3 separate regions of the Homo sapiens genome follow, and all the other regions are linked to region 1. Evidence: chromatin loops called from intact Hi-C (ENCODE). Cell type or tissue: heart left ventricle. All regions are shown on one strand. Each heading gives the region's core, and the rest is flanking DNA. Links, peaks and the distances in the headings are about the cores only.

Evidence for each region. Peaks named below come from ENCODE experiments on the same cell type or tissue, not always from the same donor. Only the 100,000 strongest peaks of a DNase experiment are listed, where the experiment ranks them.
Region 2: it touches region 1 in a loop (11-fold over the local background); 106 of 110 quality-filtered maps call a loop at or near these places.
Region 3: it touches region 1 in a loop (5-fold over the local background); 12 of 110 quality-filtered maps call a loop at or near these places.

What each region holds. Positions count from the first base shown.
Region 1 is chr14:69,721,929-69,732,410 of GRCh38, forward strand. No RefSeq gene overlaps it. Among named protein-coding and RNA genes, the nearest start is that of SRSF5, 40 kb to the right of the region's middle. In heart left ventricle, for the core only: CTCF peaks have their summits at 5,199 (motif pointing left) and 5,406; DNase peaks (open chromatin) are centred at 3,753, 4,933 and 5,203; H3K4me3 peaks cover 717 bases; H3K27ac peaks cover 325 bases.
Region 2 is chr14:69,579,970-69,590,451 of GRCh38, forward strand. No RefSeq gene overlaps it. Among named protein-coding and RNA genes, the nearest start is that of CCDC177, 10 kb to the left of the region's middle. In heart left ventricle, for the core only: CTCF peaks have their summits at 5,202 (motif pointing right) and 5,402; a DNase peak (open chromatin) is centred at 5,222; H3K27ac peaks cover 186 bases.
Region 3 is chr14:69,530,005-69,540,486 of GRCh38, forward strand. PLEKHD1 (pleckstrin homology and coiled-coil domain containing D1) reads left to right here. Exons shown (of 13, transcript NM_001161498.2): 13 at 1-1,547. Among named protein-coding and RNA genes, the nearest start is that of CCDC177, 40 kb to the right of the region's middle. In heart left ventricle, for the core only: a CTCF peak has its summit at 5,418 (motif pointing right); no DNase peak of the experiment used is centred there; H3K27me3 peaks cover 1,621 bases.

The sequences.
Region 1 (10,482 bases), core at 3,253-8,252:
GAGGGAACGACCCCAACCAAAACAAACAGAATGAACCCTACAATGCCAGATTGGAATTGGAGATATTGATGTGAACTTGTGGTTTTCTATATACATAATTGATATATAAATAAATATAGAAGTATTGTGGGTTTGCTGTTATACACACAGTCACACTCATGCACACACACAGAGAAATTCCCCAGCTCTTCCCAGAGGACTTGTTAGCAGTGATACCCCAACAGCAGTGAGTATACCTGTCATTCAGATCTTTGCTTTAAAATAGTATTTTCAGCCAGGTGCGGTGGCTCACGCCTATAATCCCAACACTTTGGGAGGCCAAGGCGGGTGGATCACTTGAGGTCAGGAGTTTGAGACCAGCCTGGCCAACATGGGGAAACCTCATCTCTACTAAAAATACAAAAAAAAAAAAAAAAAAAAATTACTTGAGAGTGGTGGCACTTGCCTATAATCCCAGCTACCTGGGAGGCTGAGGCAAGACAGTCACTTGAACCTGGGAGGTGGAGGTTGCAGTGAGCCGAGATGGTGCCACTGCACTCCAACCTGGGCGACAGAAGCTCCGTCTCAAAAAATAAATAAGTAAATTAATTAATTAATTAATATTGTCTGTGAAAAGGACCCAGGCTCCTTGGAGAAATGGCTGATTCCAGAGCTGAGGCAGGAAGACTGCGAGATGAGCCTGGAACATATTGTATCAGGAAGCAAGAAAGTGCTCAAAGAATGATAGGGACATGCCCGAAAGACTCCCACTGAAGGGGCTTCTACTGGCCACATCAGGGACATTTTGAGCATCAGAATAAATAATGATTATAATGGATTATAATCCATAGAATAAAACAAAACCATGAATCTATAGAGATAAATTTTACAGTGGAGACGCCCAGCAGACATTGCTTTCATCAGTGGGACAAATCAAAATCGTGTACCACCTGACAGGAGGCACCAAGTGAACACAGCATCACTTCCATGATATTCCTACAGAATGCAACCTACGCTAATAATGGAAAAGAAAATGAGACAGACCCAAAGTGAGTGATAATTCACAAAATAACTGGCCTGTAATCTTGAAAATGTCAAGGTCATGAAAATCAAGGGAAAATCTGAGGAACTGTTGCAGACTGAAGGAGACTAAAAGACATGAATAAAAAGAAATTAACATATGATTCTGAACTGTGTCCTTTTGCCATGAAAGATGTTAGTGGGGCAAAACTCAAACAGGGTCTGAGGATTCAATGGTAGTAATGTCTCAGTGTTAACTTCTTGATTTGACAGTTGTGGTTATGCGGGAGAATATCCTTGCCAGTGGGAAACACACATTAAAGTATTGGGAGGGGATTGGGAAAAGTATTCTCAAATGCTTCAGGAAATGATCTGTAAATTTGTGATTGTTTCTAAACAACATTATGTAGATAATGCACTCTTTGCAATGATATGAAATTCTTTCACCCTGGAAATTGTATGACTTAGTTTGTTCCTGTTGCTATAACCCAATACCTTAGACTAAGTAATTTATAAACAATAGAAAGTTATCACTTGAACCTGGGAGGTAGAGGTTGCAGTGAGCTGGGAAGGCTGGAGGCTGGGAAGTCAAAGGGCAGGGAACCTGCAGATTTGGTGTCTGGTGAGGGCTGCTCTCTGCTTCCAAGATGGCACTTTCTGGCTGCATCCTCTCATGGTGGAAGGGCGAAAGGGATGATTCCTACATCCTCACATGGGAGAAGAGATGGAAGGGCCTAAAGAGGCCTGGCTACTGCCCTCCAGCACTTCATAAGGGCATGAATCCCATTCTCCAGGGTGGAACCCTCATGACCTAATCACCTTCCAAAGGCCTCACCTTTTAATACCATCAACTTGGGGTTTAAGTTCCACCATATAAATTTTGGAGGGAGGCACACATTCAAACCATAGCATTCTACTTGCAGGAATTTTTCCTAGAGATATCTTTGCTCATGTGTATATAAGTTACTCAATGCAGTGGTTTAATAAAGCAAAGATTTGAAAAAAACCTAAATAATCACCAACATGGGCTGGTTAAATACATATGATATATCCAAACATAAAATGCATACAAAAAAAAAAGAATAATACAGCCTGGCACCAATCTGCAGAATACATTGTATGAAAAAGGCCAAGTATGGAGGAATAGAAGAAATAGGCCAAGTATAGAATAGGCCAAGTATAGAGATGCAATCATTTGTGTACAAAAAGAGATAAACAGTGTCAATGTGCTTGCTTTTGTATGCACAGAGGATCTCTGTAAATACACCCCAGACATTGAGACCACTGGGTGACTCTGGAGAGAGGTTCTGGTGCTTGGGAGAGTGACATGGGAGGAAGAATCTTCTACACCCTTCTGTACTTCAGAATTTTGAAGCAAGTGCATGTATTACCTGTTTAATAAATTAATTAAACTAAAATTATATATTAAAAAGTGAAATGCACTGGGCACAGTGGCTCATGCCTGTAATCCCAACACCATGGGAGGCTGAGGCAGGAGAATCTCTTGAACCCAGGAATTCAAGACCAGCCTGGGCAACATGGTGAGACCCTCATCTCTACCAAAAATTTAAAAAATGAGCTGGTCATGGTGGTGCACACCTGTGGTCCCAGCTACTTGGGAGGCTGAGGTGGAAGAATTGCTTGAGCCCAGGAGGTTGAGGCTGCAGTGATCTGTGTTTATGCCACTGCACTTCAGTCTGGGTGACAGAGATCCTGTCTCAGAACAAAACAAAACAAAATGGCATGCTACCTAGACACAGAAGGAATAGAAGGAATAAATTAACAAGAAATTTTAAAAATTTATCTGATCTCTTGTTACAAATTAGTAATCTGCCTTCTGGGACAGGTCGCACAGCTCCCTGCAGGGCCTTGCTTAAGAACAATAAACAATTCTCATTGCCTGCTATTTTCATCTACTTAACCCGGAAAAATAAAATTATTTGTTGGGACTTTCAGTATTATGGATGGAATTGTGCCCCCTTCCCCCTGTTCATATGTTGGAGTGTTGAAATCCTAACTCTCAGTCCCTCAGAATGTGATCATATTTGGAGATAGGGTCTTTAAAGAGGGAATTAAGTTAAAATAAGGTCACTATGATGGCCCTAATGCAATATAACTGGTGTCCCTACAAGAAGAGGAAATGGAAGAAGATGTGAAGACACAGGGAGAAGACAGCCTTGTATAAGCCAAGGAGAGTTTTGGAACAGATTTTGCCCTCACAGGCCTGGGGATGAACCAAACTTGATGACATCCTGATATTGGACTTCCAGCCTCCAGAATCTAAGAACATAAACGTTTGTTGTTTAAACGATAGTCTATGGACTGTTCAGGCTGCCCGGTCTATGGAAGATTGTAAAGGCAGCCCTAGCAAACCCATACATTCAGTCTCAGAAGTGGGAGCTGGACCAGGGCTTCTTCCCACAACAAGAACCCATCCAGGCCAGGTGCGGTGGCTCATGCCTGTAATCCCAGCACTTTGGGAGGCTGAGGTGGGTGGATCACTTGAGGTCAGAAGTTTGAGACCAGCCTAGCCAACATGATGAAACCCCATCTCTACTAAAAATACAAAAATTAGCCCAGCATGGTGGCTCATGCCTGTAGTTTCAGCTACTCGGGAGGGTGAGGCAGAAGAATCACTTGAATCTGGGAGGCAGAAGTTACAGTGAGCTGAGATGGCGCCACTGCATTCCAGCCTGGGTGACAGAGTGAGACTCTGTCTCAAAAAAAAAAAAAAAAAAGGAACACATCCAGAGAATGGGCAGGCAGCCAGCATGGAAGGGGCTGGTGAGGGAACTAGTGAGAAAGGGAAGAAAACACCCAGTGGGGCAGGACTTTGAATGCCATACTAAGGATATGGATGTGATTCCATAGGCAAATGGGAGCCGTTGAAGGATACTGAAGAGAAGAATGGTGTGCTGTCAGTGTAACATAACGGGAAAGAACTTGATGGACAATGGATTGGAGTGGACACTAACTGGAAAGACCACTGTAGGCATCTGGTAAAAGATGTTCATTAGCCCTCAGATGATGAGAGCACAAGGTGGGCTTGACTTAGCTAGGAAGAGTTGACAGAATTGCTCATGTATTTGGGAAAATCATTCAGGCGAAGGGGTCTTGAGCTTTGTGGCGGACTGCATGGAAAGGAATGAGAAACAGACAAAGGAGTCAAAAAGTCTGCTTATGTCTATGCATAGCAAGGAGAAGAAAGGCGGGAAGGACAGAGGAATGAACAAATTGCTTTGATTTGGAAAAGAGTGTGCAGGGAACCTGTGCAGAGGGCTGGGACACATGGGTCTGTGGACTGTGACCAGGATGCGGAGCAGGGTCCATCACACTTGTTCAGAGGGGAGGACCAAAGCCTGTTTCAGGAAATTGCTTCTGGGGTGAAATGGAAGTGGTGTGTCTCCCACAGGAAGACGTAAGGGAACTTGAAGGACCAGAGTATAGCCCACCTGTGAGAGGCAGTAATTTAAAACCCTCTCATTTTTCTCCATGGCCAGATCTTGGAGGCACCATGCCCACGGCTCTGCCAGGTCTGTTGCAGGCCTAGTTTTTCATTCCTGGGATGGAGTATGGAGGCTGCGGTGGGAGGATCACCTGAGCCCAGGAGATCGAGGCTGCAGAGAGCAGTGTTTGCGCCACTGCACTCCAGCCTAGGCGCCAGAGTGACACCCTGTCTCAAAACAAGCAAACAAAAAACCAAAACAAAACTAATGATGCAAAATTTTAAAATTGAAAAAAAAAGAAGAAAATACAGGGTCCACGAAGAGGAGTGGATCCACCCCGTCTTCTTTCCCTGCTGCCATGCCCTTTGGCAGGCAGCCGTCCCCACGCCCGGAAAGCCCCAGCTTCGGCTCAGCCCACAGCACAAGGGCATATCCTTCTGCCTGCGCAGGCCAGGGTGCTCGACGCCCTCGCGGTCCGCCTGCGCGCCCCCACGCAGGCTCAGCAGCGCCCGGGCCTGCAGCAGAGGCCGGAGGAAGCGCCACGGGCGGCTCAGACCTGAGGCCGCAAGGGCGCGCCGGGCGGGCAGGGCGGAGGGTCCGATTTCCTCCCTCTGAACGGAAAAAAAGCCACTTTCCCTGGGAAGAACTCGAAGAAGTTGGATGTCTGATCTTCACCTTGGATTTGTGGTCTCGGCCCGCGGGCGACTCACCCCACCCACCAGGATCCCACGAAGCCGGGCCGGCTCAGCCCGCTGGCGCCATCTAGTGTCGAATGAGGAGGCGGCCCTCTGCGGCTGGAGGGGACGCTTGGGCGTGTGGTGAGTTAGCTTCCAGGTTATGCAAAGCGGGGGTCAGCGGAGAGTCGGGGGTGTGACAGCCAGGGCCTCCAGCGGGTAGGGGATGCGACCTAGGAGTCTATGAGAAACTGACTCCTGCTTGGACTCTGTATTCTGTTTCCTAGAGCTGCCGTAACAAATTACCACTAACTGGGTGGCTTAAGGCAGCAGAGGTGTCTTCTCTCACAGTTCTGGAGGCCAGAAGTCTGAAATCAAGGCGTGGGCAGGGCCGTGCCCCCTCCGCAGGCTCTAGAGAGAGTCTTTCCTGGCCTCTTTCTAGCTTTTGGCGGCTGCCCGCACTTCTTGTTGTGCGTTTGCTTACAGATGCCTCACTCCAGTCTCTGTCTTCCTGTACGTCCAGGCCCACATCTCCCTCCTATAAGAACACGGGTTATAGGATTAGAGCCCACCCAATCCAGTAGGATTCATCTTAACCTGATCACATCCTATTTCCACATAAGATCACATTCACAGGAACCAGAGGTTAGGACACCCTCCAAAGAATCTTTCCGCTCAACAGATGTCCTTCGAGCACCTGTAAGGCGCCAGGCTGGTGCTGAGGGCTGGGCACATGGAGCTGCTCTGTCCTTGAGGTTCTCACGACTGGCACTAATAGTGTCATTACCGATCTCTGTCCCCCTTCAACCTTGACTCCTCAGTGCCTAGCAGGGCCGGCCCAGAGGCCCTGTATTTCATTGAATTAGGAAGGAAGGATGGAGGAAGGGCAGGAGAGAGGAAAGAAGGGCTGCAGGAATGATGCAGGGAGACCACGCAGCGGGGAAGGGGGTGCAGAGCAGTTGGCTAGTGCTTTACAGAGCAAGTGCTGTTGGAGCTGGGTCTTGAACCAATAGTAGTTTGGTTGCCAGGCAGAAGAGATGGGCCAGGGGGAGAGGCCTTCTAGGCAGAGCTAACAGGTGGGCAATGCCCAGTTGTGAGTGGGGCCGTGAGGTTGGGGAGTTTGGGAGCCAGGTGTGGTTGGAAGGGAGGGTGTGGGGGAAAGGTGCTGTCAAATGGTCCAGACCTGGAGACTGTGGCTCTATGGTGAAGGGCTTCGAGAGCCATTCTCTTGGTTTGAAGTATCTTGTAGGTGGGCAACCGAGAAGGTTTTAAAGCATGTGCTAGGTGTCATAATTACCAGGGGTGGAGACGGTGCAACAGGCAGAGACCCATGAAACAGAGGTCCATAGAATATCCTACCTTATAAATAAAAATTATTATTATTTTTTGAGACAGTGTAGAACTGTGATCTGATCTGATACGTTCTGTCCTTTAATATCTGAGTTAAATATGTTATTGGCTCCCAATCCAGACCCCAAGAGAGGATTCTTGGATCTCCCGCAAGAAAGAATTCAGGGCCTGTCCACAGAGTAAAGTGAAAGCAAGTTTATGAAGAACGTAAAGGAATAAAAGAACGACTACTGTATAGACAGAGCAGTGGCATGGGCTGCTCGACTGAGTATATTTATAGTTATTTCTTGATTATATGCCAAACAAGGGGTGGATTATTCATTAGATTTCCAGGAAAGGGGTGGGAATTCCTGGAACTGAGGGTTCCTCTTCCTTTTACACCATATAGGGTAACTTCTGGACATTGCCATCGCATTTGTAAATGGTCATGGTGTTAGTGGGAGTGTCTTTTAACAAGGCAATGCATTATAATTAATGTATAATGAGCAATGAGGATGACCAGAGGTCACCTTCGTCATCATCTTGGTTTTGGTGGGTTTTATCCGGCTTCTTCTTCTTCTTTTTTTTTTTTTTGAGATGGAGTTTCGCTCTTGTTGCCCAGGCTGGAGTGCAATGGCCCAATCTCGGCTCACTGCAACCTCTGCCTCCCGGGTTCAAGCGATTCTCCTGCCTCAGCCTCCTGAGTAGCTGGTTTAGCTGGCTTCTTTACTGCATCCTGTCTTATCAGTGTGGTTTTTGTGACCTATATCTTGTGACCTCCTGTCTCATCCTGTGACTTAGAATGCCTAACCATCTGGGGATGCAGTCCAGTAGGTCTCAGCCTTATTTTACCCAGCCCCTATTCAAGATGGAGTCATTCTGGTTTGAACGCCTCTGACAAATATGTTTATCTTTCTTATAGTTATGAATACATTTGGATCTACCATTTTATTTTGTATGAGCTCTTTATTTTCTTCTTTTTACTTTTTCCTATCTTCTTTTGGATTAAAAATGTTATCAATTTTCTACAATTTCTATTTTTCCATTGGACGAAATCCGTAAGATTGTATTTTGATTCTTTTGGAAGTCAATGTTGGGACTCAGAAACTGGTATCCCAATGGTTCTTTGACATGCTGGACTAAAGAAGCAGGCTCATGATCTCTTTGACCTTCCCCCAACTCCTGTTTCTGAATTCTTTGTTTCTCTCAAAGCACAGAATGAGGCTATTTTCTGAAGTTTCCAGGTGCTTGGGAGTTGATAAAGTTTAAGAAAAAATTTTTAATGAAGTTCTCTTATCTACCTAGAAACCAGACCCCGAAATAGGACCACAATTGCCTTCCGTCCTCTCCCTGAAATCTCATTATCTCAGAAAAGCAAGACTGAAGAATGTAACCACACCTGGATGAACTTTTTCCCAAGACATTTATTTATTTAATTTATTTTTTGAGACAAGGTCTCACTCTGTCACCCAGGCTGGAGTAAAGTGGCCAAACATGGCTCATGCAGCCTCAACCTCCCAGGCTCAAGTGAGCCTCCTGCCTCAGCTTCCTGAGTAGCTGGGAATATAAGAGTGTGCCACCATGCCTAATTTTTGATATTTCTTGGAGACGGCGTCTCCCCATGTTGCCCAGGCTATTCTTGAACTCCTGGACTCACGCAATCCTCTCACCTCAACCTCCCAAAGTGCTGGGATTACAGGCTTGAGCCACTACGCCCAGCTTTTTTCACAAGATGATGTCTGCCTCTTGTGCGCATCCAAATTCCAAAGAGAATTATTTACAAGTTAATTTCTGTTTTCCAGGTCCATTCATTTCCCCTGAAAATCATTTATTCTTACACTCCGCACTTCCCTCTCCCTAATGAAGAGGGTATTTAAGTGTCAGTCCTTTGGCCCTGTACTTGAGTTTTCATATTTGTAGACTCCCATGCATGTGTTTTCTGTTGTTATTCTGTGTTTCATTATAGGAGTGTCTCCTGTGATTCTTTTTTTTTTTTTTTTTTTTTGAGACTGAGTTTCACTCTTGTTGCTCAGGCTGGAGTGCAATGGCGCGATCTCGGCTCACTGCAACCTCCGCCTCCCTGGTTCAAGTGATTCTCCTGCCTCAGCCTCCCAAGTAGCTGGGATTACAGGCATGCGCCACCATGCCCGGCTAATTTTGTATTTTTAGTAGAGACGAGGTTTCTCCATGTTGGTCAGGCTGGTCTCCAACTCCCATCTTCAGGTGATCCACCCGCCTCAGCCTCCCAAAGTGCTGGGATTACAGGCATGAGCCACTGCGCCCGGCCTTCTGTGATTCTTTATAATGAGGAGAAAAGAAATCATCCCCTTTCCGCCCCTACATCACCCAGCTTTTTCTTAAAAAAATTGAAGTTATTCATTATTTCTCTCCTCCTCCAAAATTTATAGGCATTGGCCTGTCTGTCCTGAAATTTTAAAAAATTTGACTTTTGTTATAAATTTCTAATTATATTGCATTATTATCAAATAATATAGTCTGAATAATAAGGATCCTTTGGAATTTGTAAAGGCTTCCATTATAGCTTACCAAATTGTTTTAAATGTTGAATATCTCAAAAAGAATGCATATTCTTTATCCCCAAGTATAAAGTGCTATATAGAGCTAATAGCTCAATCTTATTAAGTATATTGCCCCTATTTTTAACACCTCTGCTTGACCATAGAAGAGTCTGGTAATATTTCAAACTACAATTGTTGACTTACCTATTTCTCCCTGAAGTTTGTCAGTTGTTGCTTGCCCTATGCTCCTATCATAAACATGTGCCAAATGGATTTTTCATGTCTTTCTTTCGTTTTCATGCCAAGCTCTGTTCTTATTTGCTCCATTTGAATGGTTTGATGCTCAGGCACATGGTCCTCTTCCAAATTAAAATCAAAATGCTGGTGAAGGTTAGAAACAGATTTGGGTTCATAAAATGGTCAGGCACTGAAAAGGGATCTGGTAGTGAAGGACGGCCCTTGTTTCAGAATACGGGGAGAGCTTTCTGACATCTGTGGCCTCGTCCACTCACTGGAGTAGATAAAAACTGCAGATACTGCAACTCTTTCACCAGGTGGTGCAGTAAGCACACAGTTTGGAGTTCAGTCTACCCAACTACCTGGACAAGAACACAAGATTCCAGTAAGAAAAAGAAGGAATGGGGGGTTTTCAATGAAAGATGAGAGGTCCATAGCCAATACCCTGTGTGTGTGTGTGTGTGTGTGTGTGTGTGTGTGTGTGTGTGTGTGTACCAGGACCAGAACCTTATAACAGCAGAATGTGAGATCTGAACTGGATCCTCTGACTTGCTTGTTTTTTTCTTTCTTTTTTTTTTTTTTTTAAGACAGAGTCTCCCTCTGTTGCCCAGGCTGGAGTGCCATGGTGCAATCTTGGCTCACCGTAACCTCTGCCTCCTGGGTTCAAGCAATTCTTCTGCCTCAGCCTCCCGAGTACCTGGGATTACAGGTGCCCGCCACCACGCCCAGCTAATTTTTTGTATTTTTAGTAGAGACAGAGTTTCACCACATTGGCCAGGTTGGTCTTGAACTCCCGACCTCGTGATCTGGCCGCCTTGGCCTCCCAAAGTGCTGGGATTACTGGCGTGAGCCACCGCGTCCAGCCTGACTTGCTTGTTTTTACAGAGATAATCAATCCAGAGTGATGAAACAGACAAATGCTTTGGTCCATCCATCCATCCATCTATCCATCCATCCACCCATCCATCCATCCATCCACCCATCCATCCATCCATCCATCCATCCATCCATCCATCCATCCACCCATCCATCCATCCATCCATCCACCCATCCATCCATCCATCCATCCAGTATTTACTGAATGTCACCAAGGACTTGCCAAGGTCACATTGCTGTTTAGTAGCAGAAGTTAGTTGAGAACTAGATCACCTAGAGAGAAAATGCAAAATCTTAGAATATCTCCAGATTTTATTATTTACTTTTGGAAAGAGATTTTGGCATTCATTTAAATATCAATACATTTAATATTTTATTTTATTTATATTTATTTATTTATTT
Region 2 (10,482 bases), core at 2,663-7,662, 140 kb before region 1:
CTATGATCTGTGGGCCAGATCCACTGCTTGGTTTTTGTAAATCAAGTTTTACTGGAACACAGTCATGCTTATTTGTTTGTATAGTATCTGTACTGCTTTTGCACCACAATGGCTGACTTGAGTAGTTTGGACAGACACTGTCTGACTCAACAAAGCTTGACGTATTTACTATCGGGCTCTGTGCAGAAACACTTTGCCAACCCCTGTCCTAATGACTGATAACAGCTTGGGCCAGTCATCAATGTATTGCCTCATAGCTCCAAGTTCACCCTACAGTACCTTCTCTGGGGTGATGTGCTGTAAGCGTTTGCTGTAAGCGTTTTCTGCCTGACAGTGAGCCCAATATGAAGGCTTGCCAGTAGGGGGAACCAGGGCAATGTTGCAGGAGGAAGGGGGTTACTCTTCCCAATCCTGTGTGCGGTGCTATTTGCTTTTTCTTGCCCCTGCTGTGTGGTTAGTGGTGGTACAGCTGTGTGGGAACGTCTGTGGTACTCTGCTCCAGTTGCATCTCCATAACAGCCCCTTGGTGACCTTGTAGCCCCGGCCCAGGCCTGGTGACCACCTTCCAGTGCCTTCCTGAGGTGGACACCAGGTGTTCCAGGCCTCATACCCGTAGTGGCACTCTGGCTCCCTCCCACCAGCCTCAGCTTACCTATAATTTCCTGCTTGCTCAACAGCTGTGGAGTGGCTCTGCCCTGGGCAGACTTCTGTGTCACCCAATGGGCTGTAACAATACCTCCTCTAAGGAGGTCTGAACTCCAATCTTTTTTTTTTTTTTTTGTAGAGACAAGGTCTTGAACTCCTGGCCTCTGGTGATCCTCCTGCCTCAGCCTCCCAAAATGCTGGGATAACTGGCATGAGCCACTGCACCCAGCTCCCCAGTCTTGAGGAGGGAACTCTCCTTCCAAGTTGTCCTTCCTTGAATACTCTCCTTCAGCCTTGGGGAACCGTTAGCTTCATACCTCTTTGTGTTAGGCTTCTCTGTTTAAATTGCTATGTGGTTTCTGTATCTTGATTGGACCCAGAACTATATACAGCTTAATGTGTAACCATTCCCAATTTCTGAGACTAAAGCCTTAAGAAGAAATTTAGGACACAAACCAGCAGGTAAAAGGTAATAGTTGTTAAAAGTAAAGTGTTTTATTTCATACTTTAATGAAGTAATATATGTTCATCAAAAGAGGAAATGAAAAAGTACAGGAAAAGGAAGGAAAAAAAATCACGTGTAGAAAAATCATTGCTGAAAGACCACCACTGTTACATTTTGGTGTGTAGGTGGCAGGGACTTGCAAGCTGCAGGACAGGTTCTTGTCTGTTTCTGCTCTCAATTGCTTAGGGTCCAGTAAGTGGTAGCCCTCCTGCTGGATGCATCGAGAGGAAATGAGATCTAAGTAGTGCTACTTTGCCCACTCTGTGTACCATAAAACTACCTAAAGTACCCTGAGCCATTAAGCTGCTTTGGTGAATCTTCAGAGTTAGGCTTCTTAAGCAGGTGATGCTCATGTTTAAGAACTGTCTCGTGGGACAGGAGAGGCCCAGCCTGCCCTTAACTGTGAAGCTGCGTCACTGCGGAGATGTAGAGGGAGCCTTATGATTAATCCAATGGGCTTTTCTCTCACTCTGTGAAGGGCTGCACCTCATTCCATCCACCAGCCTTTTGTATGATATTGCAGAAGCGTCCTCCTTCCTGAGTATGACCAGGAACCAGGGGTGCTGCCCCATGGGCATCTCCTCTGTGAAATGCTTGTGCTTGAAAGAACAGGCTGGTGCTCAGGAGCCAGGCTTGTTTCCAGTCTCTGCCTCTCCTGCTGGGCCATCTGCCTCTGGCATAAGCCACTTCTCTGCTCAGTCCCTTTAGGCCCCTTCCATTTCAGAGAGGCTACACTGGCATCACAGCCACTGTTCCCACTGGCCTCTCCCCCGTGCCTCTGCCTGCCAACATGCACGCACACACACACACACACACACACACACACACACACACACGCACACACACGCACTGATGTATTTCTTTCTTTTTACATTTTAACTTAATTTTAATTTAATTTTATTTTTTGAGACAGAGTCTTGCTCTATTGCCCAGGCTGGAGTGCAGTGGCACGATCATGGCTCACTATGTCCTTAACCCCCACGGCTCAAGTGATCCTCCCACCTCAGTCTCCCAATAGCTGGGACTAAAGGCATGCACCACCATGCCCACCAATTTTTTAATTTTTTGTAGAGATGAGGTCTCACTATGTTGTCCAGGCTGGTCTCAAACTCTCGGGCTCAAGCAATCCTCCCCTCTTGGCCTCCCAAAGTGTTGGGATTATAGGCATGAGCATTGTGCCTAGCCCCCCCTCCTTTTTCTTCTTAATGGACAATTCTAATTTAGAACATTATGCACCATTGCCTTCCATGATGCCTCAGACCAGTCATCCCAATATATATATTTAGACATTCAGAGATGAGTCATATTCTACTTCTGGGAATATGTGTGATCACTGGCAGAATATGTGTCTCTTGGGGATCAGGAATTTACCTTTGTATGTGTCTCTTGGGGATCAGGAATTTACCATCAGGCTCCTTTTAAATTTAATTTTTACTTTTATTTTGAGATGAGTTCTTGCTATGTTGCCCAGGCTGGCCTCAAACTCCTGGAATCAAGCAATCCTCCCACCTTAGCCTCCCAAGCAGCTGGGATAACAGGAATGAACCACCATGCCCAGCCATCAGGCTCCTTTTTACCCATCCAAATGTGTCAATCAACCACACAACAACAACAAGAAATGCATCAAAAAGTTATTGTTAAGATGCACCAAGCTCAGCTAGGATATCTGCAAATACTGAGAAGGGGAAGACAAGGCCCCTTACCCTGAGTGCCAGTTGGAGCAATAAGACCCAAACACTCAAGAAGTTAAATAATAAGAGTTAAATCCATTATTTTATCTGATAATCAACATAAGAGAGTGGTCACAGGCAGAATGTGATGAATGCATTACTAAGGAGCTAGACAGCGCTAGGTGGGTCCCTCAGCCTTGCTGAGTCTGATTTCCTTTCTTGATTGTATTAGTTTGCTAGGGCTGCTGTAACAAAATGCCCCAGACTAGGTGACTGAAGCAACGAAAATGTATTTTCTCACAGTTCTGGAGGCGAGAAGTCCAAGATGATGATGTCAGCAGCTTGGTTTCTTCTGGGGCCTCTCTCCGTGGCTTGCAGATGGCCACCTTCTCACTATGTCTTCACATTTGTCCCTCTGTTTCCTGTGTCCTAATTTCTTCTTATAAGGATAGTAGTCACATTGGATTAGGGCCCACCCTGATGACTGTACTTTAACTTAGTTACTTTTTATTTTTTAGAGATGGTATTGCTATGTTGATCAGGCTGGTCTCCAACTCCTAGCTGCAAGCCATCCTCCCTTGGCCTCCCAAAGTGCTGGGATTAGAGGCATAAGCCACCACATCCAGCCTTAATTACTTCTTTAAAGGGATGACATGGTTTGGATCTGTGTCCCTGCCCAAATATCATGTCAATTGTAATCCCCAGTGTTGGAGGTGAGGCCTAGTGGGAGGTGATTGGATCATGGGGATGGTCTTTCATGAATGTTTAGCATCATCCTCTTGGTGCTGTTTCTCGTGATAGTGAGTAAATGAGTGATCATGAGAGCTGGTTGTTTAAAAGTGTGTAGTACCTCCCTGCTCCCTCTCTTCTGCCTGCTCCAGCCATGTAAGACGTGCCTACTTCCCCTTTGCCTTCCACCATGATTGTAAGTTTCCTGAGGCCTCCCCAGAAGCCAAGGAGATGCCAGCATCATGCTTCCTGTACAGCCTGTGGAACCATAAATACAAAAAATTAGCTGGGCATAGTGGCAGGTGCCTGTAATCCCAGCTACTCAGGAGGCTGAGGCAGGAAAATTGCTTGAACCCGGGAGGCGGAGGTTGCGGTGAGCCAAGATCGTGCCACTGTACTCCAGCCCGAGTGACAGAGTGAGACTTCGTCTCAAAAAATAAATAAATAAATAAAAATAAATAAATAATCACACATGTGCTGGGAAGCAGAGGGACTGCTGGGAGACCCTCTAATCAGGCAAGAGATGGGCATGGCCTGAACTAAGGCAGCAGCAGTGAGGATAGAGAGCATAGGAAAAAAATGTGAATTTATGAGAGAGAATCAACAAAATTGGTGAGTGATTAGGTGTGGTATCAAAACTCCTGGGTGAGACAGGCACAGTGGCTCATGCCTGTAATCCCAGCACTTTGGGAGGCTGAGGTGGGCGGATCACTTGAGGTCAGGAGTTTGAGAGCAGCCTGGCCAACATGGTGAAACCCTCTCTACTAAAAATATAAAAAATTAGCCGGGTGTGGTGGCGGGTGCCTGTAACCCCACCTACTTGGGAGGCTGAGGCAGGAGAATTGCTTGAACCCTGGAGGTGGAGGTTGTAGTGAGCCAAGATGGTGCCACTGCACTCCAGCCTAGATGACAGAGTGAGACTCTGTCTCAAACATAAGACAAAGACAAAAACAAAAACAAACCTGCCTGGATGTCTGGCTTGGTCAACTGGATAGGTGTGGGGAGGACAGGTTGTGCTGTTCGCTGAGGTGTGAAGTGGAGGAGGAAGAGAAGCAAAGATGATGAGATCCACTTTCAACCTGTTGAATGGCCATATCTATCAGGTGTCTAACCTAATGGTTAATATCATGAGTTTCAGAGTCCACAGACCTGAAGTCAAATCCCAGCTTGTCAGGTCCTGGCTGTGTGATCCTGGGAGTTACTCAAACTTTCTGAACTGACATTTGTTCCCCATAAAATGGGTATAGTAATATCTCCCTTATAAGGTTGTTGCTGAGAATTAAAGGAGATTAAATATGTTCAGCACACAGCACAGTGTACCCATGCATCTGGAACGTAGTATTACGCAGTAAGTGGAAAGTCATTATTATTATCACTACATTTAGATGAAATGATGAGCAAATCCAAGCTTTCTTTTGGTTGCTTTCCTGTGTGTTTATAGATCATGTCTCTAACTTGGATTTCAGTTCCTCTGCTCCATTTGGAAACAGTGCCTTCTACTTTTTTTTTTTTTTGTCATTTGTTCCTGGAGATCGGAGTTTTTCCCTGATGCTCAGCTCTTTGATAGGGTTGACTAGAAGGCAGGATTATTTTGTTTACTGGAGGCAAATTTTGAGAAGGGAACTCAATGCTCACTCCACACTCTTACCACCAGGTGGCGTCCCTCCTCTGGTCATCTGCATGTAGAGACAAGGTATGAGAGAATCAACAAAATTGGTGTGTGATTAGGTGTGGTATCAAAACTCCTGGGTGAGACGGGCGTGGTGGCTCATGCTTGTAATCCCAGCACTTTGGGAGGCCAAGGTGAGCAGATCACCTGAGGTCAGGAGTTCGAGACCAGCCTGGCCAACATGGCGAAACCCCGTCTCTACTAACGATACAAAAAATTAGCCAAACGTGGTGGTGTGCGTCTGTAATCCCAGCTATTAGGGAGGCTGAGGCAGGAGAATTGCTTGAACCTGGGAGGCGGAAGTTGCAGTGAGCCGAGATTGCACCACTGCACTGCAGCCTGGGTGACAGAGCAAGACTCTGTCTCAAAAAAACAAAACAAAACAAAAAACATCGATAAAAAATAACTTCAAACATAAAAAAGGAATAAATAATAACCCCCTATAACCGCAAACTTACTGAATTGTAATGTTTTATTTTCTTATCCAGTTCACCTACTAGACAGTGACTTCTGTGAGGAGAGGACCTGTATTTTATGACATTTCCTCCCCAGCCCCTGTGTCTGACATAGATATTCAGTGAGAGTTTGAGGAATAAATGGAAGTACACTCGGTCCCACTTCTCTGTTCATACTCTTCTGCTTTCCTCCTTTTTTGGGAGATTCTCCCCATCTATGCCTTCAGTTTTTGAGAGGCAAGCAAGGAGTCAGCCGTGGGCACTCCCCCGACACTGAGAACTAGGGATGTCTTACCATGACACCCTCTGCCACCAAAGCTTGGTACACTAGAAACAGCATGGGCTTGGAACCACATACATGTATCCAAATTTCAGCTCTTTCTTTTTTATTCTTATTTATTTATTTGAGACAGAGTCTCACTCACTCTGTTGCCCAGGCTGGAGTGCAGTGGTGCCATCTCGGCTCACTGCAACCTCTGCCTCCTAGGTTCAAGCAATTCTTCTGCTTCAGCCTCCAGAGTAGCTAGGACTATAGGTGTGCACCACCATGACAGGCTAAGTTTTGTATTTTTAGTAGAGACTGGGTTTCACCGTGTTGGTCAGGCTGGTCTCGAACTCCTGATCTCAAGCGATTACCCTGCCTCAGCCTCCTAAAGTGCTGGGATGACAGGCATGAGCCACCGTGCCTGGCCTTTCTTTTTTTAAAAAATGAACATGACAAGTTGTTTATTGTCTCTGAGCCTCAGTTGCATTATCTGTAAAAATAAGAATTATAATTGATTTGCAGAATGGTTGTGGGAGTCAAATAAGATACCCAACTGCTTGGCATAGTAGGTGAGCATTAAATGTTTATTTCCTTTCCTGTGGGTTTTATGTTGATTCTCGGAAAATGACTTCCTCCTTGGGGAGGAACGGCTGTTATTCATTATGCAGCTGGAACAATGACAATATGGATCTTTGGGAAACACCAGCTTCCCCTGCCCCAGCATAGGAAATGGAATGTCAGCCTCCCCCCGCTTACCCAAGTCCTCTGTGTCCAACTAGGCCAGCGAAAAATGAGAAGGGGCTGCAGTGCCTCTGCACTGTGTCCTCCCAGTTATATTTGTCCATTCTTCCATTCATGTATTCATTCATACAACACTCCATATGGCTGAGTGCCTACTGTGTGCAGGCCCAGGGCTGGGTGCTCGGACTCAGTGGTGAACAGATAGACTTGGCCACTGCCATCACAGAGAGTTCGTGGATGGAGGCGAGATACCCGCACACCTTGCGACAGCCTTAACTGTAACTGTGGTAAGAGCTATGGATAAAAAGTGTGGGCTCTGGGAGGGAATGACAGGGGGATCTCACTTGTTCTGAGGCCTGCAGGGCTTCCCTGAGGAATTGGTGCTGAAACTGAGATATGAAGGACAAATGGGAGTCAGCCAGGCAAAGTGGGTGGGGAGAAGAGAACCCCTTCCATCCTTGTACTCCCTACTTGCCCCCTTTCCCCATCAACTTGTGGGGTGGCCCATGTGGGTGCACACCCCAGCACTCCCTGCCACAAAGTTCTACCTGGGCCTCACCCCCAAAACCTCCTGGCTCAGCCCCTCCAGCCCCCTTCTCAAATGGCTGCAGGAACTAGAGTCTCCTTCTCAAAGAAGTTGTCCTAAGATGACAGCAGAGAAACGTGTCCCCTTCAAGGAGAACTTGCCTTCTACTCAAGGACACATACAGATGAAGTATCTTTAAAGAACAGAATCTAAAAACGGAGATCTCAGGCACTTTCTGGCCAGAGTTTTGGGGAATCTTGTCAGTGTTTTGCTGACTCTACCCTGAGCACAATCTCCTGCCACATGGGTCCATCTTTCTTCTCTCCCTACGTCACTGCGATTCTTAGCCTCTCCCCACCAGAGCAAACAGGCAACACCCTGAGTCTGTCCTTCCTGCTTTGGCACAGCCAGAGGCCAGGGTCTGGAGCAGCCCAGGGCACCAGGTGAAGGTACACAAGTGTTCCATCGCTGGGCCAGAGGACCCAGCCCAAACAAGGGCAAAAGATGAACTTGACGTCAGTCCTGGGCGAGGCTGGCCAACGGTCTGTCTGTGAGCCTCAAAAGGAAAAGAAGGAATCATGACGAATGGAGTCAGGCTGCTTTCATTTTCTTTTCTTGAGTAGGCTGCAGAGCCAGGCAGTGCTGGCAACAAGAGGCAAGCCCCTGTAGACCCTCTGCAGATGGGATGAGGACACATATGCCCGATTAGAGCATAGCCAGATGGTGGCATCTTTAGTGGCAGTGCTGTCCTGAGTGCTGTGCCATTGAAGGGATATTGATAACTTGGATGTAGATAGAGTGATCAAAGATGACACTAATCTGGGCAGAGAGATAATGAAAATCATCATAGTTAGCATTTAGATGCCTGGCCTGTTTCACTTTGCCACACACTTTTGCATTGTATTTAATTCTCATGATGACTCTAAGAAGTAGGAATGATGTCCCTAGGTGACAGATGAGGAAACAGAGACTTGGCAGGGGTAAGCTACATGCCCAAGGTCACATAGCTAATATGCGGTGAGTTGGGCTTGGAAAACCGTCTGAGGGTCTCACCAGCACTGACAAACTCCACTCCGCTATCCATCATCCATCCATCCATCCAACAAAGATTTAGTGAACTCCTTCCAAGTGTTGGGCGACATGTGAGGTAAGGCAGACAAAGTCCTGCTCTCATGGAGCTTACATCCTAGGAAGGAGACCGAAAATAAAGAAGTAAACCAATTTTAAAACATTTCACAGAAGTGCTATGAAAAATAAAGTCATGGCCAGGTGCAGTGGCTCACACCTGTAATCCCAGCACGCTGGGAGGCTGAGGTGAGAGGATTCCTTGAGCCCAGGAGTTCAAGACCAGCCTGGACAATGTAGTGAGACCCTGATTATAAAAAAAAAAAAAAAATTAGCTGGGCATGGTGGCGTGCGCCTGTAGTACCAGCTAGTTGGGAGGCTGAGATGAGAGGATCGCTTAAGCCCAAGAAGTTGATAAATAAATAAATAAATAAATATAAATAAAAATAAAGTGAGGCAATAGGATAAGTCCATTTTACACTGAATGGCCAGGGAAGGTGTCTCTTAGGAATTGACATCTGTGGCAAAAGGGAGCCAGGTGGGGAGTGTCTGGGGAAGGCCTGTAGGCAGGGGTAGGTTTGGCATCTTTGAGAAACAGCATCAACTTGAATGGATTAAGTGAGCTGTGCTTCTAGACTGAGTTTCAAGAAATTGTTTAGGATAAATGTCAGGTCTTGTGCTTGGGCCCAGGGTACTGTGGACTTGCCTGGACTGGGCTGAGTGAGAGAGGCTGGAGTCTCAGTTGGTCTGGTAAAGTTAACACGATCTTGTTGTGCTGCGCTGATAAAGTAGTGTCTGGGGTGGAGAAGGGGATGGACTCTTTCCCCTGTGTGCTGGTCAGACCCACCAGGAGATCTGCATGCTCCCGGGCTGCACATGGACAAATTAGACTGTCTCGCCTGGAGAACTGCCACCAGGACAGTGAGCAGGATGGGGCGGAAAAACCACTTACTCCTGGCAGAGGAGATATGGGGAGGCACAAGCACTGCCTCCAGAAAAATCTAGGGTCAGTGGGAAGGAGTTACAAGGAATTAGATTTCTTTTACTTCTTTCTTCTTTTTTTTCATTGATAAAAGAGATATGTGCAATATCTAAAGTAGAAAAAAAGCATTAGAAAAAGGAAAATGAATCATTTAAATCCCTTATCTACTATAGGCAATCACTGATGACATTTGGCATAATTTCTTTTCTAGGCTTAAGAAAACATACTGGGACCGGGTGTGGTGGCTCACGCCTGTAATCCCAGCACTTTGGGAGGCTGAGACTCTGTCAAAAAAAAAAAAAAAGAAAAAAGAAAAAGAAAGAAAACATACTGAAATCATACTGAGACTCTGTCAAGAAAAAAAAAAAGAAAAAGAAAGAAAACATACTGAAATCATACTGTGCATATGCATGATTTTATTGATGTGTCTATGCTTGTCTAGATGTTTAGGGAGGCAGTGGAGGAGAGGGGCTAGAGGCAGACTCTGGGTGCTTGGCCTGGGCTTGGATCCCAGATCTGCCTTTTATTACCTGTGTGACTCTGAGCAAGGGATTCCACCTCCCATCCCTCAGTCTCATCCAAAAAATGAGGGTAATATTAGTGTCTACCACAGAGAGTTATTTGAGGAGTAAATGAGCCAATAGTAGTTATAAACACTAAAAACAGTGCTTGCACAAACCTAAGTTACATATTTAATACATAAGTAAATACCATCCTTCTTTTAACACAATAAGCATTTTATAGTGATGTCGAGAACTGTATGTAAACATCTTTCCATTGTCTGAATAAAATCCCTTCATATATTTTCCCATAGCTTATTGAGACATCCCCCAATGTGAGATATTGTGTATTTCTCATGTTGCACTACTTACAAGTGGCACATTTTTGATTGGTTCATTTGGATAGAGTCACAGAAGTAAAATTACTGGGTTAAAGGATGTGGACTTTGTTCTGTATTTTTTTCTTTTTCTTTTTTCTTTTCTTTTCTTTTTTTTTTTTTTTTTGAGACGGGGTTTCACTCTTGTTGCCCAGGCTGGAGTGCAATGGCACGGTCTCAGCTCACTGCAACCTCCGCCTCCCGGGTTCAAGTAATTCTCCTGCCTCAGCCTCCCAAGTAGCTGGGACTACAGGTGCCCGCCACCATGCCCAGCTAAATTTTGTGGGTTTTTTAGTAGAGACGACCAGTCAGAGGCAATGGGGTTTCACCATGTTGGCCAGGAGAGTCTCTAT
Region 3 (10,482 bases), core at 3,266-8,265, 190 kb before region 1:
GCTCTTGGACACTGTTGACATTAAAGGTGCTCATTCTTTGCTGCTTGGAAAACCAAGAAGTTCTGAGAGATAAACAGATGGCTTCGGGGCAAGTCCCAGCAAAAAGTGCAAGAACCTGGGAGCCCACAACCTATTCTGTGGGAAGAGGAGCATTGTTGCCTCTAAGAACACATGCACATCTGCTGCTAGGCTGGCCGAGCCCAGGCCGGGCTGCCCTGCTCTTTGCTCAGTGCTTCCTGCCAAAACTAATCTCAGTGGTTCCTTTCAGTGATGGGTGGACTTTGGTGGCTTCATACAGTCTCTGCAGAATCTAGCTGGGGAGAGGGCTGAGTCAGTTTGGAATAAATGCATTTGACAGGGCTGAGCCTAAATGTAAAACTTTAAACGTGTATAACATGCATAAACCTGGAACTTGTTTCTCTAACACGTATGAAGGATGAACTTTGAATTGAAGGGGAATATTTATAAAACCAAGATTACTGTTTCCTTTTTTTTAAAAGAATTAATCATGGCTTGCTTTTAGAGAGATCTTTCATAATTTTCAGATGCATTTGTTTTTCTTGGGCGAGCTATTAACCAGACAGGAAAGTGCTAGTCTTCGTTTGCTTTGTACTGCTGTAACAGAATACCTGAGACTGGGTAATTTATAAGGAACAGAAATGTACTGGCTCACAGATATGGTGGCTAAGACGTCCAATATCAAGGTGCTGGCATCTGGCAAGGACCTTCTTGTTGCATCATCCCATGGTTGACAGGCAAAGAGAGGGTGAGAGAGCAAGAGGGGCCAAACTTATTCTTTTATAACAAACCCACCCCCTCGATAATGACATTAATCCTTTCATAAGGGAGAGTCTTCATGGCCAAATCACCTCTTAAATGTTCCACCTCTTGCGGATCACCTGAGGTCAGGAGTTTGAGACCAGCCTGGCCAATATGGCGAAACCCCACCTGTACTAAAAATACAAAAATTAGCTGGGCGTGGTGGTGGGTGCCTATAGTCCCAGCTACTCAGGAGGCTGAGACAGGAGAATCACTTGAACCTGGGAGGTGGAGGTTGCAGTGAGCCGAGATTGTGCTATTGTACTCCAGCCTGGGCAACATGAGTGAAACTCTGTCTCAGAAAAAAAAAAAAGGTCCCACCTCTTAATATTGTTACAATGGCAATCAAATTTCTTTTTTTAATCCTGCAAACTACTGGGATAGTAATTAAATTTCAGTGTGAGTTTGGGAGGGAACAAACATTCAAACTGTAGCAGTGCTTTTCCATGCACATTTACCAATCGATACTTCCTCCTATTCTCACCCTGTATTTTCCATGCCTCAGGCAAGTCTGAATTATCTTCAGCCAACTGAACAATCCATAAGTGTTTATTCGTTAAAAGCTCACTATGTACCTAGCACTGTAAATAGAAAAATAGCAACATCTCTATATCAAAATACGTAGGAGTGGAAATTACTTAGTGGAGATATGTTGATGTAATTTTTTTAATTTTTAAAAACAAAACTCTTATTCCTTGGCCAATTAAATGCATTTCCTGCAGTATCTATTTAAGTATGTGGTGTGGTCATTGCTAGAGAGATGTTGCTACCTGCAGGCCAAATGTAGAATTATGGAATCTGCTTGTCCTGTCTCTAATACGTACTCCTGCACATGCTTCTCTACATTTGAGGAAGTGCTCCCCACTGCTGCACCTCCTAATAATTAATTGAAAAATCTGTGTTCCAGCCCTGAGGTCCTGGCTGTCCCTGTGTAACAAGGACTATCAGCTAGATTTTCTTCTGATTTTAGCACAGACTAAAGGAACAGGACTGACTGTGCCAGTGAGAATAGCCTCAGGGAGACAAAGGATACCTAGGTTTTTTGTTTAGTGAGGTTTTCCTGTTTGTTTGGTTTTCCTGTTTGTTTTTGTTTTTAAGAGACAGAGTCTCACTCTGTTGCCCAGGCTGGGGTGCAGTGGTGTGATCATGGCTCACTATAACCTCAGACTCCTGGGCTCAAGTGATCCTCCCACCTCAGCCTCCTGAGTAGCTGGGACTACAGACACGTACCATGATGCCCAGCCAGGATACCTAGCTTTATGGCCTGCTAGTTTCAGTATCCCTGCTGGAAACTGACAGTTTTACCTGCTCTGATGTGGGGAAGTGTATGCTTTTGTTTAGTAATCATATAAAGGAGAGCCAGAAATGAGTGAGAAATGGTGATGACTGGATTCTCCTCCTGTTTGGTTTGTGTGCTTTTCCACCAATGATGTTAATGGATGAAGCAAGAGATCGTGAAACACTTGGGTTCTGACCCATTCCCCAGCTCCCAGTCCTTGCAAGAATGCTCTCCCTCTATTCATCTGGAAGGATGTAATTCTTGCCCCCAACCCACTCCAAGCCCACCCAGCTCAGCATAGTCTCAGCAGCCTGTTTGGAGTCCACAATGAATGATGATAGTGGAACAAAACTTGCTCAAGTCTCAGGGAGCCAGTCCAGGTGTGTCAGATTTTATCCAATAGGAAGATAAATAAATCCACTGGGCAAAATAGTCCTGAAGCCCTCAGATAAAGTCCAGCAGTCCCTGTGGAACTGTGTGCTTCTGCAATCAGCCATGTTGACACTTCTCAGACCCCCAGGCCTTGCAAGGTCTCTCCAAAGTCAGAAACTCTGCAGCTTTGACTCTTGGAGAAAAAGCTGCTGACTTCTCTTATCTCACCCCACCCCTGGCAAACAGGAGTTGAGGGATGTCTTTTGCAAGGCTTTAGGAGAGATTACAATGGTTGTTTTTACCTCCTGAAAGAGAGCCACTCCCAGACACACAAAGCAACTGGGAGAAACTGGTTATTCAAACTTCCGAGTGGGTGTGGAATGTTGTGGTGTCAACATCCCCAGGTTCAGTTCTCCTGGCTCGGCACATCCCATCTCCCATTCCCTTCCCTGGACGTGGGCTTCCACCCATGGCTTACAGCTCTTCTGACCCAGAAATGAACTTCACTCCATCTTACTGGGTTAAAGGTGTTCATGGGAAATATAGGAAATACTCTAAGTCCAGGAGTCCTGGGGGGTGGGGACCTTAATAACCAAATCCCTTGTGGTGAACTTTACCTGTCACTGTCAACTCTGAGTATGCCTCTGGCTGAGACTTGACAGTTGGGCAGGGAAGTTGGGGTGAGTCAGAGTTGCTCACAAGGGCTCAACAGCAGGGGCTCCAGGAGACATCCAGGCAGTTTCAGAGCCAGCTGCATTTGGGGGCTCATGCTCTCTTTGCACTCCACCACCCTTCCCCTGGAGGATCTGACACCTGCCTCTGGGCTGAGAGTCCCATTGTGAACAGACTCAGCCTCCCCTTGTAATCCTGGCAAAAGCTGTGGTTGGTGGGCCTTGGAGTGTCCACAAAGAGAGCCTTCCCCCTTGCAGAGCAGTGACTCCAGTGGCAAGACGAGACCTAGGGGAAGAAGTTGTTGTGCACTGTCTGCTGCTGTGGGTGCGGGGGAAGGCTCTGCTTTGCCACTTGCTGGCTCCTGTGGCTTTTGAAAAGTCACTATTTAAAATGTTTACTGTATTTATGCATTTTTAGTAAGCAGGAGAGAAATCCCTTCAATCTTACAGGCTGCTCAGAGCCTTTGTGGTTCTGAAGTTCTATGATTGGGACTTTGCATCCCTGAAATCAACAGAAAATTGGCTGCCACTGCTACAAGTGATCAAGAACATACAGGATGTCAGGTTCTGGCTCAGGTAGCACTCAATGCCATGCCATCCTTAGAACTGTCTATGAAAATATATGTTTGCTTTGAGATGAGAATAGGAAAGATAACTAATTTATCACCTCAAGGAAAAGGTAACTGTGACTAATCATAGTTGCTTGGAAGGCTTTTCTGGTAAAGAAAAGATGCCTATTGTCATGTTCACCCTGTATCTGAGACCATCAGTCAGCATCACTTCTTTCCATCTCTGAGAAACAGGGTTTGCTCTGTCACCCAGGCTGGAGTGCACTAGTATAATCATAACTCACTGTAGCCTCCTGGGCTTGAGCAATCCTCCTGCCTCAGCCTCCTAAGTTGTAGGATTACCAGTGTGAGCCACCATGCCACTTCTTTCCATCTTCGTTCAACACGTATTTATTGTGATTCTATTGCATGAAGTCAAGTGTCTACCACGTGCTTATCTCTTTCACTTACTGGCTCTTAAATTGTGGTGAAATACACACAACTTAACATTTACCATTTTAACTATTAATATTTCTAAGTGTACAGAGGCTGAGCACAGTGGCTCACACCTGTAATCCCATCACTTTGGGAGGCTGAGGTGGGTGGATCACTTGAGGCCAGGAGTTTGAGACCAGCCTGGGCAACATGGTGAAACTCCATCTCTACTAAAAATACAAAAGTTAGCCGAGCGTGGTGGCGCCCACCTGTAATCCCAGTTACTTGGGAGGCTGAGGCACAGGAATCACTTGAACCCAGGAGGCGGGGGTTGCAATGAGCCGAGATTGTGCCACTGTATTCCAGCCTGGGCAACAGAATGAGACTCCATCTCAAAATACATACATATATATATATATATATATACACATACACACACATGTATATATTTCTTCTTTTTTTTTTTTTTTTTGAGACGGAGCCTTGCTCTGTCGCCCAGGCTGGAGTACAGTGGCACGAACTCGGCTCACTGCAAGCTCCGCCTCCCGGGTTCACGCGTCTCCTGTCTCAGCCTCCTGAGTAACTGGGACTACAGGCACCTGCCACAACGCCTGGCTAATTTTTGTATTTCTTTAGAAGAGACGGGGTTTCACCATGTTAGTCAGGATGGTCTCGATCTCCTGACCTCGTGATCCGCCCACTTCGGCCTCCCCAAGTGCTGGGATTACAGGCGTGAGCCACCGTGCCCGGCCACACATGTATATATTTATAAGTGTAATATAATATATGCCAGTAGTGTTAAATATGTTCACATTTTGTGCAACCACTCTCCAGAACTTTTTCATCTTGTAAAACTCAAACTCTGTATCTATTAGACACTCCCCATTCTCCTAACCCCCAGCCCCTGGCAATCACCATTCTACTTTCTGTCTCTATGATTTTTGACTACTGTATATACCTTATATAAGTGGAATTATACAGCATTGGTCTTTTTCTGTGCCTGGCTTGTTTCACTTACGATAACGTCCTCAAGATTCATCCATGTTGTAGCGTATGTCAGAATCTCCTTCCTTTTTAAAGTTGGATAATGTCCTATCAGTTTTCAGGAGAAAACCTGATTGAAATCTCATTCTTCTGACAAATTGTTGGCCAATGGGGAGGGCCCTGGATGTCTTAAAGGACAAGAGAGTCACAGCCAAAGGAAACTGGATCCCTACCCTTTCCTTTTCCAGGTTTCTCCCTCCCCACTGTGGCCTGGTGTTAGGGATGCTTTGGTGTTCACGTCTATCTTCTTCCCAGCAGATGGCAGCATGCTCCGAGCTGGCTTGCAAATTCCAATGGGAAAGTGAGCTGAGCCTCTGGGAGACGGCGGGGGTGGAGGGGTTTTGGTGACAATCTGCTGCAGTTTTGCACTATTGGTGTTGAGTCTCACCCTTGTTCTCCCCTTTAAGGTATGAAACAAAGGACTCTGCTTTGTCCATCACTTACTGAGTCCATTATATACCATGCACTTTCACATTGACTTCTCTTCTGTATTCACATATCTTTCCTTGATTTACAGAAAAAAATGGAACCCACATAGTTTGGGGGACTTGCCCAAGGTCACACAGCTTGTAACTGGAAGGTCAGCTTGTATCTGAGTTCAAGGGCAGTGCTTTTTCTAGCATCCCCTAAAAAAATGTAAAAATTTTAAGTGACTTTTTTCCATTGCCTTATTCATTCATTCAGTCATTCATTCAGTAAATATATTGAGCTCCTCTATATTTTAGGTCCCAAGAATCTTCACTCAGAGATTTTCTATCATGAGTTCTTAAGGGATTAACTCAGCTGTTTGGTAACTGCTGGTCTCCTAAGAACTCTTCTTTTCTGGAAGTCTGGTTAGTCCAATGTAACAAGTTCAGAGTTTCTCAACCTAAGGACTTTGCAAAGTAACAGGTCATTTCTTTTTTTCATTTATTTTTAGAGACAGAGTCTTGCTCTGTGGCCCAGGCTGGAGTACAGTGGTGAGATCATAACTCACTGCAGCCTCAAACTCCTGGGGTCAAGTGATCTTCCCATCTCAGTTTCCCATGTAGCTGATACTACAGGCATGTCCCACTATGCCCAACTAATTTTATTTTTTGTAGAAGTGGGGTCTTGGTATGTTGTCCAGGCTGGTCTCAAACTCCTGGCCCCAAGTGATCCTCCTGCCTCAGCCTCCCAAAGTGCTGGGATTATAGGCATGAACTACTGTGCCTGGCCAACAGGCCTAGTTTCTTGCTGCCTTCAATTACTTCCAAGCTGGCACTCTCTTGATTTTCTCTTTTCTTTGCCCTTCATCCACACTTCCCACATCAAGTATCCTCTAGAAGAGAAGTAACCTCTTAGAGGAGGCAGCCAATGGGAAGCCTCTGGGCTGGGGATCTGAAGGCCTGGGTGATCCTGAAGAGCCAACAATTAATCCGAGACATCCAACCTCCCCTTTGTAAAATGAGGGTGTGCAATTAGATGCTCCCAAAACTCTCCTCCAATCCTGGTGTAGATTATATAAAATCTCTACCTTATGGAGGTTTTTTGGGAAGAATGTTACATTTGCAGGAAATGAGTATCAGCATATTTTTGAAAAATCATTTTTGTTTTTGGAGTCAATAGCACTTCTACCTTGACACATTACTAAATGCCATCCCCATTTCTCCCCTGTGACCGCCTGCCTTCATCCACTTGAAGGCAGCTTCCTGCACGTGGCTGTCTAGAGCAGGGCACCTGCCATCCAGGTCACTGGAGCAGATACTGTGGGTCAACTTCAATGGTCTCCAAAGAGGGGCATGGGCACCCTGGGGACACACATGATGGCCCCTTTGGGCCATGGGGAATAAACATGCAGAACTTTTTCTTGAAGGGTTTTCTTCTCTAAAATAATTAAAAGAAAATGAAGTCTTCCTTAGTTTCAATACATATATTGACACTGGCACCCTCACTTACCCTGGATGCCAGGGATGTTATGTCATGATCACATGAGGGTTTCTGAGTGCCACAATTTGGAGGAGGAAGTGACAATGGCACTCTCCCATGTCATATTCAGGGTATTGTGGTGCATTGTAGTTTACATCTTGTGAAATGAGTATACAGATTACATATCTAGTTTTAACAAGTTAACTCTCATAGACTGCATTCATGGCTCTAAACATTTCCTGCAAAGAAGCTGCAAGTCATACTATTAGCACAAGTACAAGCATACAACAAGGAAAAGAAATGCTGGCATTTTCCCCGCCCCTATAAGAGCTGTGTTAACTCTATTACAATAGGTAGGAACAACTATGATCTAATCAGACCTAACAAGGAGTTGTCCCCCTACATTTGAAATAATTAAGAAAACTTGGGAAGGTATTCAGCTGCAAGTAACAGAAAGCCCAACCATGGCAGCTTATACAAACTCCTGACCGCAGGTGATCTACCTGCCTTAGCTTCCCAAAGTGCTGAGATTACAGGCATGTTTATACAAACAGAGGCTTATTTTTCTCATGTATCTAGAGAACTGAAAGCAGGCAGCTGATGATATTGCTAAATCACATAAAGAAATGAGGGCCAGCTTCTCTGCCATTCTCTTGGCCTTTCTCTCACAGTTGCAAGATGTTCAGCCATCACATCGGCACTGATGGCAGGAAGAAGGTGGGAAGGAAATAAAAGGCAATGTCTGCACCTTTGACCTATTTTTCATGAAAACTCCCCAAAGCACCTCAAAAACTTTTGCAGATATTTTGTTGGCCAGAGCTGGATCACATGGCCACCTCCAGTTGCAAAAGAGGCTGAGAGTGACTATTTGGCTTTCTAGTCTTTGTGGCAGTGGTAGCAAGAGAGAAGGGAGTTAGGAGTATCTGCTAAATTAGCCAACCAGTAGTGTTTGCCACAAAAGTGCTTAAGTATGGATTTACATTCACTCATCATTAATGATGTACTTCATAAAAAGTGAATACTGAGGCTATGTGTCATGACTCATGCCTGTAATCCCAGCACTTTGGGAGGGCGAGGCTCACTTGAGACCAGGAGTTCAAGAACAGCCTGCACAACATAGTGAGACTCCATTTCTACAAAAAAAAAAAAAAAAAAAAAGCAACTATTGAGCCTTGAGATATTTTCTCTGACAATATAATACATGTATAAGGGGAGTGATGCTGAAAACAGTTTTACTGTACAATAAAACACTTGGATAGCATTACCCTAACACTTGAAATTCATTCACTTCTTCCTTAAGAACAAAATCCCGGTTCACCCCTAAGGGAAAGGTGAACTCTATTTCAAGCTCGAGGGTAAATCCTGATTAGTTTAATCCAATCATGGCAATTTCACTTCTCTACCAGAGATTTCATTAGGAGTGGGCATGCGACCCAAGCTGGCCACTGAAATGAGAAGCCCACTGGAAGACTTCTGGGACAGATTTTCTCTCCTTAAAAAAGAGTCATGGGGCAGATACGATCCTTTTCTCTCTACTGGATATTTTATGTCTGAATATGACACTAGAACTAAGACAGCCAACTTGGGACCATGAGGGCAACTGGCTTGAGGACCAAGCCAGCATGTCTGGGATGGCCAAGCAGAAAAATGGCAAGAAGCCATAGTCCTTACTGAATTGCAGAGTCACTGAATTAGCCAACACTGTATCTGCCCAATTTCAGGGCTCCTTGTGATATGAACTAACTTATGTTTCCTTATAGTTTAGGCCATTTTGTTTTGCTTTTGTTTTTTGAGACAAGGTCTCACTCACATCTTGTGAAATGAGTATACAGATTACACTATCTAGTTTTAACAAGTTAACCCTCATAGACTGCATACATGGCTCTGAACATTTCCTGCAATAAAGCTGCAAGTCATACTATTAGCACAAGTATAAGCATACAACAAGGAAAAGAAGTGCTGACATTTTCCCCGCCCCTACAAGAGCTGTGTTAACTCTATTACAATAGGTAGGAACAACTATGATCTAATCAGACCTAACAAGGAGTTGGCCCCCTACTTTTGAAATAATTAAGAAATTATTCTTAATTATTGAATGCAGTGGCACAATCAGGGCTCACTGCAGCTTCGACCTCCCAGGCTCAGGCGATCCTCCCACTTCAGACTCCTGAGTAGCTAGGACTATAGGTGTATGCCACTACACCGGGCCAATGTTTTGTAACTTTTAGCCATGAGTCACCCAGGCTGGTCTTGAACTCCTGGACCCAAGTGATTCTCCCACCTTGGCCTCCCAAAGTGCTGGGATTATAGGCATGTACCACCGCACCCAGCCAGTTTAGGCCATTTCGATTGGGTTTTCTGTTCATTTGCAAATAAGAACAATTTAACCAGGCTGGGCCCGGTGGTTCATGCCTGTAATCCCAGCACTTTGGGGGGCCAAGGAGGGAGGATCACTTGAGCCTAGGACTTCAAGCCCAGCCTGTACAATATAGCAAGACCCTCATCTTAAAAACAACAACAAACAAAAGAACAGTCTAACCAACACAGTCACTTTAGCTTTATCAGAACTGTATGATCCTCAAAGTCTGAAGGCCTTTTCCCAAGGAAGTCAAAGCATTTTCCAGTCACCGAAAGGGAACTGGAATTTATCTACTCACTCATTCAACAAATATTTATTGAGAACCTACAACATATTTTTAAAAATTCTGTGATGCTTCCCCGCTGTCCTCACAACTTAAAAATCTCTGAAGTTGGGCTGTATCTTAAATTCTTGGCATCTTGCAATTGCTGTTGGCCATGCTGCAGTCTTGATGAGGTTATCATTCCCTGTGCAAACATCAAAAGTTCCAGCATTGGCTGGGAGCAGTGGCTCATGCCTAGAATCCCAGCACTATGGGAGGCTGAGGCCAGTGGATCACTTTGGGTCAGAAGTTTGAGACCAGCCTGGCCAACATGATGAAACTCTGTCTCTACCAAAAATACAAAAATTAGTTGGGTGTGGTGGTGTGCTCCTGTAATCCCAGCTACTTGAGAGGCTGAGGCACAAGAATCACTTGAGCCCAGGAGGCAGAAGTTGCAGTAAGCCAAGATTGCGCCACCGCACTCCAGCCTGGGCAACAGACCAAGGCTTGGCCTCAAAAAAAAAAAAAAAAGAAAAAAAAAATTCTAACGTCAGAACTTGCAGAATGTGTGTCAATAGCTTGGAGGAAAAAATCCACAAACAATCATGAAGCATGCTCTTAGCCCATAAGAATCAAATGGTGGTGTGGGGGAAGTGGTGAATTCGACATGTTTGGCAGCATTCATGATTATAGGAGTCAACAGCAAGCTAAATCCACAAAATTATGAAGCTGTTTTTTTTGTTATTGTTGTTGTTGGTTTGAGACAAAGCCTCACTCTGTTGCCCAGGCTGGAGTGTAGTGGCACA